2 separate regions of the Homo sapiens genome follow, and region 1 is linked to region 2. The links are chromatin contacts, found by Hi-C in ENCODE. All regions are on one chromosome and are shown on one strand. Each heading gives the region's core, a stretch centred on a gene start or an enhancer-like site at or near the end of the contact. The rest is flanking DNA. Distances are from core to core; before and after follow the strand shown.

Evidence for each region. Hi-C counts contacts between places; a loop is a spot of excess contacts on that map. Pooled maps may share reads with other maps.
Region 1: a loop to region 2 is called in a map of heart left ventricle, with 2.8 times the contacts of the local background. The contact joins the promoter of DUOXA2 here to the enhancer-like site in region 2. A Hi-C loop is called at or near these places in 5 of 168 maps with a recorded cell type or tissue (HepG2, IMR-90, adrenal gland and 2 more) and 2 of 50 pooled maps.

Annotation. Positions count from the first base shown.
Region 1 is chr15:45,111,580-45,115,802 of GRCh38, reverse strand. It overlaps DUOXA2 (dual oxidase maturation factor 2), which reads right to left and starts at 1,477. Exons shown (of 6, transcript NM_207581.4): 1 at 1,051-1,477; 2 at 1-4. The coding sequence starts at 1,197. It overlaps DUOX2 (dual oxidase 2), which reads left to right and starts at 1,631. Exons shown (of 34, transcript NM_001363711.2): 1 at 1,631-1,830; 2 at 2,378-2,461; 3 at 2,727-2,816; 4 at 3,085-3,249; 5 at 3,848-4,035; 6 at 4,218-4,223. The coding sequence starts at 2,392. RefSeq lists an enhancer at 2,859-3,394.
Region 2 is chr15:45,059,104-45,062,945 of GRCh38, reverse strand. SORD (sorbitol dehydrogenase) reads right to left here. Exons shown (of 9, transcript NM_003104.6): 4 at 1,720-1,879. Among named protein-coding and RNA genes, the nearest start is that of SORD, 38 kb to the right of the region's middle. Within about 2 kb of position 1,530, at least 3 of the 41 ENCODE cell types and tissues checked have a DNase peak (open chromatin) inside an H3K27ac peak, as active enhancers do.

The DNA of each region.
Region 1 (4,223 bases), core at 228-2,727, 53 kb before region 2:
AGCGCTGCAGGAATAGGCACCCGGGTCAGGCCTGAGCCCTGCCAAACCAGAGTCCCCAAGACCACCCTTGACCCCACTTCACCTGGATCTTTAGTTATATCCAGACTTTTGAGACTAATGTTAGGCACGCTTTTCCTGCAAGTCCCTCTGGGCTACTGGCATTTCTGATATTTTGTGACCACGCACTTTCACCTCCCTAGCCCCATTTCCCATCTACCCTAACAGCACCTCCCCTCCACCCCCACTTCCTGGCACTCTTCCACCACCTTCACTCCCCTAGCTGTCTGGCGCCTGGTCCTGGTTCTGCCTCCTGGTCCAGTCACTGCTTGGTGAGGCTCAGTGAGTCCAGAAGTGCTAGGCACGCAGGGGTCACCTCCCTCAGAAGAGGGAGGCCCCAGCCTGATCTCCGAGGGGAGGAGGTGGGAATGCAGATACTCCTAGGTGCACCAGTTCCAGGGAAAGCAACACAGATTAAGATGCAGAAAAGCTGGGTCCTCCCAGAACTGAAAAATGCACAACCTAGGTTCTGGGAGAGGGGGAAAGTCTAAGACAATGCACCCAGTTGGCTCCAACTTCTAATCCAATGTGGGAGTCTCAGTCCTGAGGATGAGGCACCCATACACATGTGTCTCAACCCAGTGCAAAGGGGAACACTGCAGTCTGAGCTGCTGGCATCTGTCCTTTTGGCCTGAAGGTCATCACCCACCGGATGGGATGAGAGTGCAGCTTTAGTCCTGGGAGAGGTGGGAGGCCCTCCAGCACAAGAAGCCTAGACTGTTCCTCAGGATTACTGGACTGGGTGCCCATTCTCTGCAGCAGCCTTCCCAAGGACCCAGCTGGGGTCCTTCTCCAGGATATCCTGGATGGGGAGCTCTCCCTATCCTTGGAAAGGGGTGCTTGCTGCACCAGACTCCTGACTTCACTCCACCTGAGCCTCAATTCGACTATTCATGGAGGCTCTTGTACAGTCTTACCTGTCCTGGGTCCCTCAGGAGACAATCTGCCCATGAGCCTTCCCCCACTCTACCTGCACTATGAGGACACCCTTACCGAGTGGCCACGGATCCCCGGCAAGATGAGCAGGAAGCTTGCTGCTAGAGCCAAAAACACTAGAATAACGATGAGCAGTGGAACGCTGAAGCCTGCGGCATGCCGGGGCTGGGGGTAAAAAGGCAGTACGCCGTTCCACAGGGTCATGCTGCACGCCGGCCGAGTGCTGCACGCAGGCGGGCAGGCAAGCCAGCAAGCTGGGGCTGCCTGGACGCGGGAGAGCGCGTCCTTGGCGTCTCTTTGCGTACAAGGCTGGGACCGAGTGGGCTGGTGAAGTCTGAGTCCTGCACCTCTCCGTTAAGGAAGCGTGGAGGTGGGCTGCTCTCAACGCTCTGGGGTTGGTACCGACAGAGTTTTTCTAGCCGGCGAGCGAAACTATTTCTCACTGTCTGTAGCCGTTACTTTCCTGGTTCTGCGGGTTGGCGCTGAGTTTGGAAGTCGCGCGGGACCCCTTTTATAGCAGCGTGGGCGACGTGCCACACGGGTGTCCCAGCCCAGGGGCTGGTCTGAGCTGGAAGAGGTTGTGCAAATAAGGGCCCCACCTCCACGGCAGGAGGGTGAGCCCTAGGTCCAGATGCTCACACTGGCGCAGGTCTGTCCTGAGCCGACACCTGCACAGTGGCGAGACCAAGGACCCAGAGAGAAAGGTGAGAGTGCAGCCGGGGAGGCTGAGGATCGGCGGAGCTGGAAGAGTGAGGGTGAAGGCAAGAAGTAGAGCACAGAAGCAAAGATTTTAAGAGGAAAGAAGACATCTGAACCCAACACCACCCTAAACCACAGGTTAGACCAGAGTTTGGGATCTGACCCTAGCCCTCGCCCATCATGCACAGGCGTTCATTGCAGAAGGGGAGTTTATTGGGGAAGGGGGGATTCATTGTGGAAGGGTGCTGCAGTCCCTCACTCCCAGGTCAGTAACCTTTTTCCCTTCCCTGCCTCCTGGAGGAGAAGCGGAGCCTGACGGATCGGGGGCGGGTGGAGGTGAAACATTGGAGACATTGGGCACACCCTGGGAGGCTTGACCAGTCCTGCCCTGGACTGACATGCCCCAGAAGACTCCTGCCCAGTGGGTTCCTATGGTCGGGGGTTAACTCTCTGATGGGGTGGCGGATGGGGAACAGTGTCAATGCCTCCAGAGCTGCCAATTGTCCTGGAAAGAGTGGCGTTTGGATGAAGGTCCTCGGTGATGCTTCTAACAGCTACCTTCCAGAAGTGGAAACAGCTGGTGCTCCTCCTCCAGTACTAGCTGTAGGAACAAGAGGGGAGGCATAGAGGACGCCCTAACAGTGGCTTTCGCATACCACCTACCACCCCCACCCTCACCCCGCAGGCTGCAGGGTTGGCATGCTCCGTGCAAGACCAGAGGCACTGATGCTCCTGGGAGCTCTTCTGACTGGATCCCTGGGTCCATCGGGCAAGTATCAGGCTCCTCTAGCGGCGGGGTGTTCCCCAGGATCCCTGGGAGGTGGGGCGGGGAGAGGTGCGGCAAGCGGCTCCCTGAGACTGGAAGGTCATTTCGCCGTGCAGCTCAGCGGGATGGGAAACTTCCCAGTGCGGCCCGACACTTGGGTCCGGTTAGGGGCGCTCCGCGAGCTGGGGAAGGACTGGCCAAGGCCTTCGTTGCTCGGGAGGGGTAGCTGGGAGCGTAGTGCTGAGGAGGCCCTTCTCTGTGCCCACAGGCAGTCAGGACGCACTCTCACTGCCCTGGGAAGTGCAGCGCTATGACGGCTGGTTTAACAACCTGAGGCACCACGAGCGTGGTGCTGTTGGTGCGTTCTGGGGGCCCGGGCGTGCTGGGGCCGTGGCTCGCGAAGGGCCGGGGCGCGAAAGGCCCTGAGCGGGGAATCTGCGGGGAACACGCGCCCAGCAGCTCCGCTGCCTACACAGCGCAATCTTATGCGCTCCCGGGGCCAAGAGACCCTTGAGGGAAGGTTCTGTCAGTGAAGTGGGATGGGGGTTGAGGGAGGCTTAGGGAGAGGTTTGGGGGATCCTAGGGGATGGAGTGCTTAGACAGAGCCCCGCTCCCTGCCTCCGCAGGCTGCCGGTTGCAGCGCCGCGTACCAGCCAATTACGCCGACGGTGTGTATCAGGCTCTGGAGGAGCCGCAGCTGCCCAACCCGCGCCGGCTCAGCAACGCAGCCACGCGGGGCATAGCCGGCCTGCCGTCGCTCCACAACCGCACCGTACTGGGGGTCTTCTTTGGTGAGGGCAAAGGGGGAGACCAGTGGGGTTGATCTGGCGCTCTGCTCAGCCTGGGGGAGGGGCCAGATCCCGTCTGCGAGTCCACAGGAGACCCATCCGACTCCCAACCACTTCCTCTCTACGCAGCACTTCGAGACTGCCTTCATCTCGGAGAGATTTTGGGATGTTGATACAGAGATATTTGCTCTGTATCTAACCTTTCTCTTACGCCTTATTCCAACCTAGGGGTGTCACTGGACCCCCATTATAGCTCTTGGGAACTGAGCTCCCCAGCCACCGCTCTCCTCACCGTGTGTTTGTAACCATTTTACCTCCCCCTAGCCCAGAGGGAGGAGGACTGACTTGGGGTACCCCTACATAAATTATATCATTTTGATTCTCACAACAGCTTTATGAATTGAGTAGGAAGGGAACTCACTATAGTCTTACTTTGCAGATTAGAAAATTGAGGCTACCTGGGGCTAACGTGCAGAGCTGGTGGCGGAGCTGGCACTGGGACCTCTGTCTTTTGGCTCCTGAGGACACTTGGAGGCCGCCCTGGCCGTGGGGAGGGCGCAATACGGACGGTTTGTCACGTATTGGCGCCCCATGCCCGCAGGCTACCATGTTCTTTCCGACGTGGTGAGCGTGGAAACGCCCGGTTGCCCCGCCGAGTTCCTCAACATCCGCATCCCACCTGGAGACCCCGTGTTCGACCCCGACCAGCGCGGGGACGTGGTGCTGCCCTTCCAGAGGAGCCGCTGGGACCCCGAGACCGGACGGAGTCCCAGCAACCCCCGGGACCTGGTGAGGCGGGGAAGGCGGCGGGAAGGGACCGCACCCCAGCCAGGTGGGGCCTGGGCTTCGGGCCTGGCAGGGCCTGGAGGGGAGAGGCGCCCACTCCCCAGCCGCGGACACCCGCCGGGCCCCGGCCTTCCCTGGCCCGCCGCCGCCTCTCGACCCGGGCTCACCCGCCGCGTGCCCCGCAGGCCAAC
Region 2 (3,842 bases), core at 281-2,780:
ATGTGCCAGACCTCATGCTGGAGACTTGATATGCTTTTCTCATTGGATCTCATCAGTAATTCTGTGAGGGAGGTACCATCACTATTTCTATTTTACAGGCGAGGATATTGAGGTTACAAAATTTAAGTGACTTGCCCAAGGTCACACAGTTGTAATTGGCAGAGACCAGTGGGCTTCACCACTATGCTCTTCTGCCTTCCATGAAACTTTCGTTTGGTGTCTTGACTTGGAAAGGGCCCGAGAAAGATGGGCCCATTCAGGAACCACTTGCTGAAAGGTGTACTCTGCACATGTAACCTGCTTACTTCTAGAGCAGGTTCAGGTGTTGACTTAAACCCATCACAAGGTCTCTGGCCTGTGACTCCTCTCAAGGCTCCCAGTGGGCCCTAGAAAAACTCAGATCTGTCAGACTGCTCCTGTGACTGGCACCTGGCCTCCACCGGACAAGCCCCATCCTGGCTGAAAACCACCACTGGGGCCAGGCTGCGGTGGGGGAAGAATGCATCTGGGTTGGGTCAGGGGGAAAGCGGCACTTCGGCACCCTAGAGCTCCACGGCTGGGGCCATGGGGGGCCACGCAGAAAGGGAGGCACTTTGCTTCCTCCAGACTCAACTTCACAATTTCAGGGGTGAGAATCGGAGTAGGGTAGGGGAGTGGGCACAGGGCAGGAGCTTGAGACTCACAGAGACCCCAGTTTGACTCTTGGTTGTGCTCTGTGCCCAAGTCAATGAGCTTCCTTCTGCCTTGGTTAACCCAATAACGGTGCCCACCTCAGCATTATTCTTGTGGAGATTAAATAAATTGAAGCATGCAAACCACTTATTAGCACAAGGGCAGGCACATAGTAATAATAATTATGACTCTCCATGCATCACCTTATTTAATATTTTGGCGATTAAATGAAACTGAATCAGAGAAAAGTGAAATAATTTCTCCAAAATCACTTGCCAGGAGGGAGTAGATCCAGGATCCCAGAGCTCAAGCCCTGGCAGCACACCACACCTCAGGAAATGTCAGCCGTTGCTGTCATGGTGTGTTGTTGCTATTGTCGAGGTCATTGTTGTTGTTTTTCTTTTTGAGACGGAGTCTCGGTCTGTTGCCCAGGCTGGAGTGCAGTGGCGCCATCTCGGCTCACTGCAACCTCCACCTCCCGTGTTCAAGCCATTCTCCTGCCTCAGCCTCCCAAGTAGCTGGGACTACAGGTGCCTGCCACCAGGCCTGGCTAATTTTTTGTATTTTTTTAGTAGAGATGGGGTTTCACCGTGTTAGCCAGGAAGGTCTCGATCTCCTAATCTCATGATCCACTGGCCTTGGCCTCCTAAAGTGCTGGGATTACAGGCATGAGCCACCACACCTGGCCGAGGTCATTGTTGTTATGACGTTTCTGGTGGTTGCAGTGGAAACTAATAACAGAGGATGAACCACAGGAATTCCCTCCAGGATGTCTGCAGAGGGTGAGTGATTTCAGCAATAATTTTCTATTGTTGCTCTAAGTAAGGGAAACTGAAACTGAAAGACTAAAACCAACCACTGTGAGTCAGTCTTATTCCTAGGGAGGCTACCCTCTCTCAATGCCACCAAGAAGAGTAGCCTGTCCAGGTGATGCCTCATGTTTGGAATTATGAGCTGAAAAGAATAAAGAAATAACCACAGGAAACAGCACCAAGCTAATGAAGGGAAAGAGGTCCCAGGTGACCCAGTGGGACTGTGGACACTAACTTGTAACAAAAGGCTGCATTGTGCTTATAGAACCGGCAGAGGTTCCCGTCATCGGGGGGCGTGGCACAGAAGAAGATGGAAGGTGACAGATTGTATCGGCCCATCTTGCAGAATTCATCATTTTCTCGGGGAGCACCAGGCTCGATGGCAACACGATCACCTGGAGAGGAAAACAAAGATGGCACCATGTCCGAGGGTGGGAGCAGAGTCTGCCCGCTCTTTGGTCTGGTTCTTTGTTTTCCAACCTTTGAAAACAGCAGAAGCAGAGATGTTATGAAGGCTTGCATGCTCATGGGCAGATGCCAGATGAGAGAATCTAGCTTAACGAGCCACCCTCCTCCCTGGGGACCCAGGGTGTCCTAGGCAAGTGAGGAAACTTGGGATGAAGCACAGAGTCACTCTGGGGGAAAAGGACCAGCCCCCTCCTCCACAGCCCAGTGTGGCCTGCCCTTTTTCCAGCTCCTGCAACAAGCCAAGCCACCCTCTATCTCCACAGCCACTTCCCAGCTAAGGCAAGCCAAGTATATTCCCATCTCACACTGCTGGAAAAGGGGTAGCTAATACATGGAGTTTGCGGGCATTTTTTCTTCATCTGTTTGGAAGATAGAAAGCAAAACCTTTACAAAGACAAGAGCTATAATTACAGCATGTTTTATGTCCAGTCTGGTCATTTTTAGACAATAATTAGGAGTCAACTGATTCCTGGTAGTAGAACTGCAAAGGCCAATGACCTGCAGAGGACTCTGGTACAGTAGAGAGTAATACTTGAGGCTTCTGAACAGCCAGCTCTATTATATTTCTATTCTATGCCTCACTACACCTGCTTGGAAACCCAGCCTGAGAACTGCTCTCTAATTGTTATTTTTTCTATCTTTTTATTATGAAGAATTTCAAACATACAGCAAAATTCAAAGAACTGTATAGCGAACACCTGGATACCCTCCTCCTACATTCTTCAAGGAACATCTAGCTATGTTCACTTTATCACATATCTATCCATCTACCCCTCTGTCTCATCTCTGTCTCCTTCCATCAGTCTATCTTCTTTTCCGATGCACTTCAAAGCAGGCTGCAGACATCAGTATACTTCACCCTTAAATGCTTCAGCCTGCATATCATTAACTAGAGTTCAGTATTTGTTTATGGTTCTTTTTTAAAGGTATCACCTAGGAATGCAAACCCCTTTTAAGATACAGAACACTACCACTACCTCAGAAATCTTATTCCTCTGTATCTGTTCCCAGTCAATCCCCAGCCCCATCCCCAGAGGACACCAATGTTTTGACTTTTTTTTGTACCACAGATTAGTATTGCCTGTTCTAGCACATCACAAAAATGGGATCATACAGTAGATACTCTTTTGAATCTTGCTTCTTTCAGTTAGCATAATGCTTTTCAGATTGATCTATGTTGTTGTGGTATTAACTGTCTGGCCAGGTGTGGTGGCTCATGCCTATAATCTCATAATCCCAGCACTTTGGGAGGTCAAGGCAGGAGGATCACTTGAACCCAGGAGTTCAAGAGCAACATAGGAAGACCTCATCTTTACAAAAAAAATTTTTTTAATTAGCTGAGCATGGTGGTGTGTGCATGTGGTCCCAGCTACTTGGGAGGCTGAGGTGGGAGAATCACTTGAGCCCAAGAGGTTGAGGCTGCAGAGAGACATGATCACACCACTGCATTCCCACCTGGGTGACAGAGCAAAACTGTCTCAAAAACAAATGACAGTTTGTTCCTTTTCATGGCTGAATAGTGTTCCAATGTAAGAGTATACCACAGTCAGTATCACCATTCTCTTATTGATGGAAAAAACCTGGTTGTTTCCAGTTTTCTCATTGCTGGTTTTTTGGGGTTTTTTTTTTGTGCATGTTTCTTTGGTTTTTTTGTTTGTTTTTTGAGACAGGATCTCACTCTGTCACCCAGGCTGGAGTACAGTGATGCAATCACAGCTCACTGTAGCCTCAACCTCCCCAAGTTCAGGTGGTCCTCCTGCCTCAGCCTCCCAAGTGAGGAAGGAGAAAGAAAAAAAGCAGGCAGACAGTTAGGGCAGGTCCTCGGTGAAATTCTTTCAAACAAAACAGCAGTCTGGAAAAAATCAAGCTGCAGGCACATAAAGAGCAGCT